Linked DNA regions of Homo sapiens: region 1 is linked to region 2. The links are chromatin loops, found by intact Hi-C in ENCODE. Cell type or tissue: PC-9. All regions are shown on one strand. Each heading gives the region's core, and the rest is flanking DNA. Links, peaks and the distances in the headings are about the cores only.

Region 1 (6,253 bases), core at 669-5,668, 91 kb before region 2:
CATCTTTAAATGCTGTAGCTATGTTTGAGTTATCTGGCATCCCAGGAAATGGGCTGGTGTTTCCAAGTGTCCGTAGGTAGAGAGTCTAGAAGTGGACTCATGCTGATTTTATTTCATTTTTGAGACAGAGTCTTATTTTATTTTATTTATTTTTGAGACAGAATCTTGCTCTGTTGCCCAGGCTGGGGTGCAGTGTCACAATCTTGGCTCACTGCAGTCTCTGCCTCCTGGGTTCTAGCGATTCTCGTGCCTCAGCCTCCCAAGTAGCTGGGATTACAGGCGTGTACCACCACACCCAGCTAATTTTTATATTTTCAGAAGAGATGGAGTTTTGCCATGTTTGCCAGGCTGGTCTTGAACTCCTGGCCTGAGGTGATCCACCTGCCTCGGCCTACCAAAGTGCTGGGATTATAGACATCAGCCACTGCGCTTGGCTACCTCTTGCTGATTTTAGACACCTCATCTCATCAGCATTTTCTTATCTGTTTTTACATTTTCATTATAATGTAGCAACTATTTTCATTGCATGGTCAGCCAGTTTTTTACCTCTTATAAATTATATTCAAGATTACATGGTTTACTGGAGGAAAAGTAGAAAACATGAATATGCAAAACACAAAAGAAAATAAAATTGGTCAGGTGCAGTGGCTCAGCCTGTAATCCCAGCACTTTGAGAGGCCAAGGTGGGCGGATCACTTGAGTCCAGGAGTTCAAGACCAGCCTGGGCAACGCGGTGACACCCCTTCTCTACTAAAAATACAAAACCATTAGCTAGGCATGGTGGTATGTGCCTGTAGTCCCAGCTACTCAGGAAGCTGAGGTGGAAGGATCGCTTGAGCCTGGGAATTTGAGGCTGCAGTGAGTGCCACTGCACTCCAGCCTATGCTGGAAAGAAAGAAAGAAAGGAAAGAAGTTAAAAGTGAGAAAATAAACTCATCCTTTCTACCACCACTCAGAAATAACCATTCTTATTATTTTGGGTCAACAACCAAGAGGCAGTTTTGTTATCTAGCTTGAAATCACAGCTCTGTCACTGTTCAGCTATGGGATTTGGGCAAATTACTTGATCTCTTTGTATTTCAGTTGCCTTGCTGATAAAATATGGACACCTACCTCAAGAAAATGCCTAGGAACATATACAAGACTTCAAACATAGTGAACATTCAATAAACGATTGTTGAAAAAGACATTGAATGAATGCATACATGAAACGTTTCCCATGTAGTATAAAGTTGTTCATGTATCTGGTCCCTAGTTCATTGCCTACTGCAATCATAAAAGCATAAAGGAACTTCACCCAGTGCGTGAGCAATAAGTACATTATAAATGTTAGTTATTATTATTGCCTGACACATCATTAATATTCATTAGATAGTTGTTGAATGAATGGATGTCAGTCACTGCCCTTGGGTAGTTTAAACTTGAGAGAAGACAAGAGAAGATTCATGAAACAATAAATACGTGGTGAGCCATTTGGTACTCAGTTTGAGGGGAGAGCTCCCCAGGGGCTGTTTTATTTGGGGATTTCCTTGGAATGTTCAGCTGATTAAACTGCTCCCATTACAGCTTGAGTGACACTGGGTAACAGATCTGGGACCGGATCCTACATCATCCCACCACGTAAGTGGACTATATCATGCCTTCATTCATTCATCTTTTCCCATTCCTTTTCAACAATGCTTACTGAGTGGCAGGAGCTGTGTGGGATTCTAGACAGCCAAAGACGTTTGCTGTTGCCACCGTCTTGTTAGGAGATCTGTGGCTCAGAGGGGATTCATAATGTACTGTGATAAATGCTATGAGCCAGCAATGCCCAAGGATTATGGGAGCTAGTGTGTGTGTGTGTGTGTGTGTGTGTGTGTGTGTGTGTGTGTGTGTGTAACAGAGGGAAGGAACGTCAGAGCGTCCTTTCCACAAGGAGGTCCAGTTGGAACCAGGTCCAAATAGAGAAATAGGTATTATTCTAAACCAGGAACACAAGAGTAGCATTTGCAAAGATTAGGCAGAGTGAGAGAACTGGGAGGTGCATACAGCATGGCTAGAGCTCTGAGCTGCAGAGAGGCACGAAGGTTCTTTCTTTTAGTGGTGAGTGGGAGTGGTTACATTAAATGGTTTTAAAGCTGGGAGTGACAAGATCAAATCTGCATTTTGGAAAACTAGCCAAAATCTGTGTGTGTTGCAGGGTGAAGGAAAAGGTGGTGGGATAGACTGGGGCCAGGAACACTAGTTGTTGGAAACCAGAAAGAAGGGACTGAAGTAAGGGTAGGGGAGAAGGGATGAATTGAAGCACCCAACTCAAGATATTAGGGAGGGACAGTTCACAGAATTTGTTAACCAGTGGTTGTGTCTGTGTCTGTGTGGCTGGATGTAGGGGTAAGTGACTAAGAAGGAATTAATGATGCTTCTCAAGTTTCTGGCTTGTTGTGGTGTGCATGGAATGGTGAGACCTTTTATCTAGATTAAAAATATAGGAGACAGAGAAAGGTTAAGGCGAGAAGATCCTGTATAAGTGGATTTTGATGAGCCATTGACACATCAGGCAGAGCTTCTGAATGGGAGTGGTGCTGAGGAGGAACAGCAGTGGAGGAGAAGCTGGGAAGCATGGATTTCTTCATGCAGATCATCTCCTACTTGGGTCAATAGATAGCTCTTGATTTTAAGTAGCTTCAGGAGCTAAGTTCTATCTTCTTAGAGTAATTGTCCTGTCAATACTGAACCATGGTATACTGTCCTTGTTCTAAATACAGTACAAAGATCTTTTCTGGCACAGGGACTTAATCTGAGCTACTAATTTCCATTTTGGGGCTTTTTGCCAGGCTATTTGAGGCAGCATTTAGAAGCAGAGAAAAGTAGATTAGCACTGACTATCATTTTTTATGTTTAGACTCCAAGCTGATAAAGCAATGACATTTTTATTATTTCAGCATGGTTTTGTGGATGTGTCACAATTATTTATATAGTTTTTTTTTAGGTAAAGGAAATTAAATTATTTGAGGAACTGTGCCCTCACCTTGTGGCTGAATCTATCTGGTGCTGCTCTTCCTTCTCCTTTCCCTCACTCCCTTACATGGTCAGGTCATTTTAAATATGTCCAGTCTTCAGAGGAGATGCCTCCTGATCTCCCAACTATCACTGAGGGGTGGAAGGTAGTGCTTATTCCTCATTTGTTTGATAGTGCTCAACACCTTGGGTTAAGATCTTTCCTGGAAGAGAAATGGTAGGGAAGCAATATGCAAAAGATGAAGACATGGCTATAATTTAATTCTTAATTGTTCTAAAGTGACGTATTTCAGACATAGCAGGATAAAGACTTGGGTACATGTTTCAACAGAATTTATTTAGGATTTAATATTTTATACCAGATGTTAGGATTTCCTTGTGGAGGGATAAGGGATTGCATGTATATAAGCAACAGGGCCTGGTAGTTCTGACCTGAAGAAGCTTATTCATTTCCTGGGGAAGATGGATTTTCAAAGAAATATATGCAAATCAATGAGAAAAGTACTATAATAAAAGAATATCCAAAATAGTATGGAGATTCAGAGCATAACTGCCTGGAAAATGCTAAGAAATTCTTTACAGAAGAATGCTTCGTGGGAAGTCTATAGGCTTGTCTGTCTTGTTTGGACCAGATGGCAGACTTGTTGAAGGTCATGTCCCTTTCCCTGAACTGGACTTTCTTTCCATTTTATCTGTGCTGCTTCAAATGCATTTGTTGCTTGGCTTTCTATGGCAGTTTCTTAGGCATAAGTCTTTTTCCTATACTCTCCTGGAACATCTTCAGGGCAAGACCCCTGTTTGTTCAGCTCTCCATCCCCTGCCATACCCAGTAGGTGCCATAGCAACACATGAAATCTTACATTTTGTTCTCAGAACAGCACTGTAACATTGATGTTATTATTAGCACCATTTTTAAAGGTAAGAAAACTAACACACAGAGCATTGAAAACTTTTCTCAAGGTGTCTCAGTCAGTTTGGGCTGCTTTAACAAAATGCCATAGACTGGGTGGCTTAAACAACAGAAAATGGATTTCTCACAGTTCTGGAAACTAGGAAGTCTAAGACCAGCTCGTAGATGAGTTTCTTGGGAACCTGGCTTTTGCCCATAACGGACCTAACAATGGTGACTACTGTTTTCTGTCCTGATGTCAGGCTAAGTATTCATAAACACCTTGACTTGATGTTTACAACTTCATAAGGTAGATTATTTGTATTCTTGTTTAAAGGTAAGAAAATAAGTTGGCAAATTTACAAGTATGGAGGAAAAGGCGTACATGCAAGGAAAGTTAAACAAAAATAGATTTAAATGGTAAAGACTAATGATATTAGAATATCTTAAGGCAGAACGGACCTAGTTGCCAGATGCCTGGTACTTAACAATAACTACCATTTATTGTGTTGTATGGATGTGGCTTATTTTTGGTGAAGCACTTTACAATAATCTTCACAGTAGCAGTTAGAAGTGAGGAAAATGGACTTTTCCTTTTACTGATAATAAAATAGAGGCACAGAGAAGGTAATTGCCGATGATCACATGAGTGTCAGGGTACGTGTCAGGTCTGTTTCCACTATTTATTCCCTTAAATACTATGGAATTAGAGCAACGTAACACACTGAGATGTTAAACTTGGAGTTTTTCTTTTTTACCCCGTCTTATGTATGGTCTCTGTCTAATCAACCAGTGTCTTCACATTACCTTGTGGAAAATCAGGGGCATTTTAGGCAGGAGCAGAGTAGGTGGGAGGCACGTCTGTAGAAAAGCAGTGGAAGCAAAAGAAAAAAGCCTGTTTTTTTTTTAAACTTTCAAAATAGACTCTTGAAGTCCACATCAAAAATGACAGTTTTAAAAGCAAAGTTTTTGATCTTAAGAGCTAAGTTTTGTTGAGAGAAGAAAGGGCTCCTGAAATAAAAAATAAAGTTCTTGTAAAGTCAGGAATAGAGTTTATGCCATAATAGATTAGGAAAAAGACTAAAGGAAGATCTAAAAGCTTTCCTCCCTATATAATCCTCCCAAGACTAGGATCCTTAGGCTGGTAGAAAAGGAGAGTTAGGTAGGACTTGAGTAGGGAGCAGTCTCTTGGGCTGCTGTGATGGGACTGGGCCTGGGCTAACCCACAGGGAGAGAAGCAAAGCAAGTATGGAGAGTTTGTCCAGCACTAGCCATGACCATCTCAGGGCACCCAGCCTAAACCTATTCTCCTTCACTTTTGAAATGAACATCTGAAGTCACTGGGGTCAAGGAGCCATAGTGGTTGCTCACCATCACTTACCATGCCTTCCGAGGATGGATGTCTGCCTGCTGCTAATGGATTGACCACTAGAATCCATAGTCCTCCCAGTGCCCCAAGATTGTGCTGAGCTTTGACGTGAACCACTAAGTTTGGGCATTCTCCTTTTTCTATAAGGAGAATGAGGAACAGGATTGCCCTGCAAGGAAAACCAGTTCTTGTCTGAGTGAGAATGACTATTCAAAAGGAGAAGTGAAGAATACTCTAATATGGCCTCCTGGAGCAGGAATGACCAAAACAGGACCTCCAGGAATGGGTAGAAGCTGGGAGGACTGAGGGTGAGAGGAGCCTGAGAGGTCTGGGAGCAGGGTGAGCAAAAATGTAGTCCTGGAGAAGCACAGTTAGAGTTGAACAAGTGCTTCTTCAATCTTGTGGTTCTGGATTGGGGCCACATTCTGGCAAAAGAGCCTTTGAATGGCAGATTAGGGTTTAGACATCAGCTTGTGTGCAGGGGGAAGCCATCAAAGCTGTCTTTTGTTTGCCTGTTGATTTGTGTGACTTGATAAAATTCTCTACTGAGCATTTCTCATAGTACCCACTTAATTTTTAAAAACAACTCCAGAGCAGTTAACAACTCCAAGTAGCCTAAGGCTGTGTAACTGAGAAGAGGTAGAAGTCAGCAGATTTGATTTTATATCCATGTGAGACAAAATTGTGTGCTTGTTCAAACCTTTCACTCTGTCTTCTGTTCCCTCCCCGATGTTTGATAATGCCAGAGCCCAGAGTGGACAGACTCTAAGTGGTATCTAGGGGACAGACCGTCGAAGACCCAGATGTGTTCCTGCAACCTTGCCAATAAGTATAAGTCCCTGACAGCCCCACCTCCCCAAGTGTTTCTAGCTTGTTTATTCCCAGGTTAGGTGTCCCCTTGTTCTCCTAATTTCTACCTCTCTGGGAAGCAAAATGAGTGTCAATCACCCCTAAGCCTTGGCCCCAATGCTGCAGGCAAATAGTTCTTTATCTCA
Region 2 (6,253 bases), core at 824-5,823:
TATTTGTAGGGAGTCACTTCCATACAAATCCTCATAAAAAGGCTTTATGGAGAGAGCAGGTCATAAAATCAAGTGAAAAGGAAGAAATTAAAGACCGAAGGTTAATGTGGAGCAAAGGAAGAAGGTTTAGTGATTTATGAGACAGCTCAAGTGAGAGATCACCTCCCTTTCAAGGTTCACATGTCTAATGGAGACACTGGGCTGGCCAGCAGTGAGTGTGTGAGTGTGTGTGTGTGTGCGTGTGTGTGTGTATACAAGTGTGTGCAGGGGAAGGGAGAGAGTGTCAGGGCTGGGTGGGTGGACAGTAAAGAGGTCTACCAAATACTGAGAAAATGACTTGGGATACGCATATCAAGAAAGCATCCTTTAACTTATTTTGGATTTGGCTAGATCACCATCTTTTTGTTGAAGCCACCTGAAAGCAATTGACCAGATGGAAATGTCAGACTGACAATAATATCTATTATTTGTATAACCTAGTTTCAAAACCATTTATATAAGCCATCTAAGTACATTTGGGTTGTAAGGAAAATTACAGCAAGTCAGGTTTGCTTCTGCCCATCCTAGGTTACTATCTCTTATCTTGGAGGCAGAAAGAGAGTTTAGAATTTCCTTGGTCTTATCAGCAGACCAGTACACACACCACCACCTTGTACACATACACATGCAGAAAGCACAAAATGAGGCAATAACATGAGATGCTGCAGAAAGCAGAGAGCAAATGAATACAGCCGTACTTGGGGGTGAATGGAAGACACATAAATGCATTGACTCTTATCAAAACCTAATAAATGGGCTGTGTGAAAAGTCCTGATCTCTGCAAGAACAAAAAGCTTTATAAACGAAGACACTCAGAGTGCTTGGGGAAAGAAATCAACATGGAGAGAAAAGGGAGCCTCACATTTACTTAAATGCAGTGGGTACTATGAATACTCTGTATTAGAGGATCAAGTTGAAGACAGTGGTACTGAGGAACTAAAAATTAACCACATTTTTTCTGGAAAATTACAAGAAGTTGCCCATATCAGGTATATTTCCTGTGACTTTCTCCTCTACTTGCATATTTGTTCTTCCACCATGACCACCACGTGAAGCTTTGATTTGTGTAGACAGTTGTTTAATTCCGTCCAGACTGCCAGAAGCCAATGGTGGTAATGGAAAACATAAATAGTGTCTTTTAATTGTGTTGGAAATTCCTCCATATGCTACCTTTTAGCTTCTGAATACCTGATGGTAAGTTCGTTAATGAACTTTAGTAGTGAATCCAACGGGACCATAAATGGTCTTTTGTTTATTATTTTTAATTGAGACTGTCTGACAGCTTTATTTAAAATACTTTCCCACAGAAAAGAATGGAGATTTCTATGGTAATGTGAGACTGCTTGTTTTATAGAACAGATGACAATGTAGATTTCACTATTTTGGAGTTTCTGGTGTGAAGTGTATTTTTGTCCACGGCCTCCTGCTTTGTGTAGGTGGCAAACAGGGCATTTTAAAAATACAAACTGTCAGACTTCTAATTTAGGGAATCAAGTAATAGGTACAAAATGATATATGCAATCTAAACACAAAAATTGAATATGTCTTTCCTTTCTTTTTGGATAATTATTGTTTCTGTCCTTTTATAAGTACTTGTTCTTATAGGCATGTCTTTAAATGTTCTCCAGTGTTCTTTCTCTGACCTTATCTATTATCTCACTGGAATCAACTGCTCACTCACATTTTATGTCTACATCTATTCTAGCACCTAATGTTTGCTAGTGTACTTATTTATTTTACTGTCTGTGTTCTGGCTTGAGTGTGAGCTTCTCAAAGACAGAAAATGTGTTATTTCTTTTTATAGCTCTTATACTTAACAACAGCTGGTACCTGACCCTAGAGCAGGTGCCGAGTAAATATCTAAGGTTGAATGTATTCAAGGTTCACTGATTTTTTCTATGTCTGTATTAGAACACAAGACCAGTTAGACAGCTCAGGCTATGCAAGTCATAATCAGACTTGACCTTGCTTAACTTACACAAGAGTGTGCTGCAGGAGTTCTGTCAACATGGCAGCATGGCACGGGGCTAGGAAACTGTGTGCATGTTAGAAGTCAGTAATACTGTCCCAGGTGATAGCCTTCAGTGTAGAAGCCAGAAGGCCTTGTATACCTGTGAGCAAGCTAGAGAGGCATATTACTTTCCTGACGTGTCCTTGGGGAAAAGATTCCAGCATAGAGAAGTTATTTAAGACAGCTAGCTATAGGTTAAACACTGGCTATGTGAGGCCAGGCAAATATTTTCCAAATAAAATGTTTTCCTAGGCCTTGAAAACACAGTTTCAAAGATCAAGATATTTATTTCAAAGAAACTGTCTTCAGCTGGTAACCGAATTCATCACCTTGCCCCTCTTGTAAGCCAGTTTTGCTCTTGAATTTAATCTTACTACGGATGACAACATCATTTTCCCAGTCACCCAGACTTAACATATTAGAGTCATTTTGTTCCCTTTTTGTAAAACTTCCTCCTGGACTTTGAAATTCTGTAGGTTTAACTTCAACATGAAGCTTGGTGTCCATCTCTTTCTTCCAGTTTTACCATCACTGCCCTTCAGCTCATTTGGCCTTGGCGACTACCAATTATTGCTTCCAACGAGTTCCTCACTCAGGAGATGATATAGGGTCTTCTAAGACTCTCAAAGGACTTGGGCATTGTCCTCATATATTAACAATTTTATTTCCCCAAACAACCTGACAACCTCCTGAGATAAACAGAAACGATGCACTTTCTATCTGATACATTTTTTTTTTTCTGAGACAGAGTCTCGCTCTGTCCCCGAGGCTAGAGTGCAGTGGCGTGATCTACGCTCACTGCCACCTCTGCCTCCTGGGTTCAAGTGATTCTCCTGCCTCAGCCTCCTGAGTAGCTGGGATTATAGGTTCCCACCACCACACTTGGCTACTAAAAATTTTTTGTATTTTTAGTAGAGATGGGGTTTCACCATGTTGGCCAGGCTGGTCTTGAACTCAAGTGATCCACCCACCTTGGCCTCCCAAAGTGCAGGGACTACAGGCATGAGCTACTGCGCCTGGCTGGCTTTCTTTCTTTCCTTCTCTTTCTTTCTTTCTTTCTTTTCTTTTCTTTTCTTTTCTTTTCTTTTCTTTTCTTTTCTTTGTTGTTGTTTTTTGTTTTTTTTTAGAGACAGGGTCTTGCACTTTTGCCCAGGCTGGAGTGCAGCGGGGTTATCTTGGTTCATTGCAACCTCTGCCTCCCAGGCTCAAACAATCCACCCATCTCAGCCTCTCTAGTAGCTGAGAACACAGGTGTGTATCACCACGGCCAGCTATTTTTTTTTTTTTTGTATTTTTTTGTAGCGACAGGATTTTTCCATGTTGTTCAGGCTGGTCTCGAACTCCTGGGCCCAAGCATCCTGCCCTCCTCAGCCTCCCAAAGTGCTGGGATTACAGGTATGAGCCACTGCACCCAGACTTAAACATTTTTTAATTGACTGAAATACAACTAAAATGTTCAGTGACTTGCCTAAGGTCATGGGCCAAATACAGCGACTCCAAAGTTTTAAAATGCTTCCATTTTCACAACATTTATTCAATGACTCATTTAGCAAGTATTTGTAAGTATTTACTATGTGCCTAGGGTGTAGGAACTAAAATTAAGGCTCAATATTACGTGCTGCCTTAAAATCTGATAAAATCATGCAGGCCTTGAATGGCCTAAATACAAGCTGTCCTTCCCATTCTGCCTCTGTAGATAAGGTCCCTTGGTCAAACACTCTTCTTTATCAAAGGGACTAAGTAAAATTTCTGCTTATTCCTCATTAGTATGCTTCAGTTCCCTGCCCTCCTGCAAAATTATTCAAACAAGCCAATCACATTGTCTCATGAGAACCAGGGGACACTCTACCCTCTTGGAACTACAAAGCTGGCCTTTCATAGTAGTTATTTGCTTTACTCCCAAGTGTAACTCCTATATGGCCCTGTGTGGTATCCTTCTCCCCTGGACTTTGTGTATACATGACTAATAAACTGCTGTCCATCTCGTCTATCCAGTGTGGGTGTCATGTGGTCAGCCAACCCTACAGTGCTACGGTGGGAATCCCTCCCTCACCAACAGGGTGAATAAGAAGCAATTAAAACAGTGCCAAGGCTGGGCGCGGTTGCTCTCACCTGTAATCCCAGCACTTTGGGAGGCTGAGGCAGGCGGATCACAAGGTCAGAAGATCGAGACCATCCTGGCTAACACGGTGAAACCCCATCTCTACTAAAAATACAAAAAATTAGCCGGGCGTGGTGGCGGGCGCCTGTAGTCCCAGCTACTCAGGAGGCTGAGGCAGGAGAATGGCATGAACCCAAGAGGCAGAGCTTACCGCGAGCCGAGATGGCACCACTGCACTCCAGCCTGGGCGACAGAGTGAGACTCTGTCTCAAAAAACAAAACAAAACAAAACAGTGCCAAGCATGCAAACTTTAAATTGGAGTAAGTTCAAAGACAGTATATTTTGGAGTCAAAGGCAGTATATTTTGGAGTCGGCCACCTCTGTGTACCTCAAATTATGGAAGAAACATATACCAGAGCTTTTACCCATGAATTAAGGAAAGCATTGGCATCAAGGTTCTCCCAGTACCACAACTGCATTGGTGAGTTTTTTTCTGGAATGCAACTCATAGGGTGAAAGGCAAGAGGAACAGCTGACTTTGTGTTCCACTACCCTAGTGAGCTTACATGAAACAAATCTTCTAGTTCTCTCTGACATTAGTAGCAAAATGTAATATGTCCATTCTCAGCAGCATTCTATGATGCATGTGGCTTTTCCTGGGAGATCAGAGAGGCTCCAGGGTTATGAAAGTGGAAGCAATGCACATTTTTTTTGTGTGACTGTAAGTGAACATCAGTGCTTAGTTATAAGCATTGGGGAGTTGTCCAGTTGCTGATTTTGGCTTTAGTGGAATACTTCCATTGGATGCTGCATGACCAGAAATGTCTAAATGAATCAATCGTATGGAGTGAAGTTATGATTTCATGAATGGGACAGTAAGAGAAGATACCTAAGGGGGTGCCCAGCAAACGTTTGTTGTGTGAGTGAAGCTTTAGCTGAGGAAAACTACTAATGTTATGTCCAGCCCCTTTTACTCATTCATATAAATGAAAAGGTATCGTTGCAAACTTAGAAGTTTCTGCCTCCAAAAAGATGATTAAGAGTGTACTTCATTTAAGAGAAACTGAACTGATGGTCAGGAAGGCAGAATTGAATTGTCAATATAATCATTGTGTTAATTCAGTATTTGTCCAATCTATGTCTCATATGTGAGTATGCATTGCAAGGAAAATGCTAAATCATTTCAATCAGTTAAAAGGAATTGTGCTGTTTCCACCTCTTGCCTATTCAAATAGAAATATCTGGGCAATGATGATATTTAAATTATATATAATTTGAAAAATATGTTTCTAAAGAATATCTACCTCTTTATATTATTTATTGGGATGCTAGTGATATTTCTAGCTTTGCATTATTCCCAAAATCAAATTCCAAAGCTTTTGGAAAAAAAAACTATTCAGGATAAGCTATATGGTTATAGGAAACATAAATTCAAGAAAATAGAGTATTACCTATATCAGTGAATATATGCATTAATCTAGTTTATTTTGTGTAGGAATTGTTTTGAAGAGGATTTCTAATTGAAGGTGGATTTGGATTTATTCTCTTGGTATTATTCAACAAAAACTAATATTGCATTGGTTCAGATAATTTCTCAGGATATTAAAAAGGAAACTAATGAAATAAATTGAGTCAACATCTAAAACATAAATGCTTTGTACTTGGTGTTCTAGTTCTCTTAATTACTGTACTTTATTTATTCTCTCCTTTGTGAGATTTCAGAGCAGTGAGGCTTTAAGTTGCTGTCTAGAAATTAGAAAAACACCAGATATTTGAGTTGTGTGGCCAGTGGGACACTGCAGCAAAAAGACTATTCGGAATAAGTTTATTTTTAAAAAGCACTGCTATCTTAAAATCTGCATCTTTAAAATGGTAATAAAAATTATTGTTATAAAATGGATCGATTTTTGTGAAAGCACACATAAAGTATAATTTAGAAAATTAAAGTTTCCTTTAATTTTACTCCATAGAGATAATCATTTTAATTACTTCATATGTATATTTTTTAGATTTTTAAAAAATAACATTTAACTTGCTTACCTAGAGAAATTGGGTAAGACTATATATATGTTCTTAAACGTGGTCTTTTTTTTACTTAACC

Evidence for each region. Hi-C counts contacts between places; a loop is a spot of excess contacts. Peaks named below come from ENCODE experiments on the same cell type or tissue, not always from the same donor. Only the 100,000 strongest peaks of a DNase experiment are listed, where the experiment ranks them.
Region 1: a loop joins it to region 2, with 1.9 times the contacts of the local background. A loop is called at or near these places in 1 of 110 quality-filtered maps.

What each region holds. Positions count from the first base shown.
Region 1 is chr11:92,385,232-92,391,484 of GRCh38, forward strand. The region is part of intron 2 of FAT3 (FAT atypical cadherin 3); the gene reads left to right. Among named protein-coding and RNA genes, the nearest start is that of FAT3, 160 kb to the left of the region's middle. In PC-9, for the core only: a CTCF peak has its summit at 3,276; no DNase peak of the experiment used is centred there.
Region 2 is chr11:92,475,844-92,482,096 of GRCh38, forward strand. The region is part of intron 2 of FAT3 (FAT atypical cadherin 3); the gene reads left to right. Among named protein-coding and RNA genes, the nearest start is that of FAT3, 250 kb to the left of the region's middle. RefSeq lists a silencer at 667-867. In PC-9, for the core only: no CTCF peak of the experiment used is centred there; a DNase peak (open chromatin) is centred at 3,588.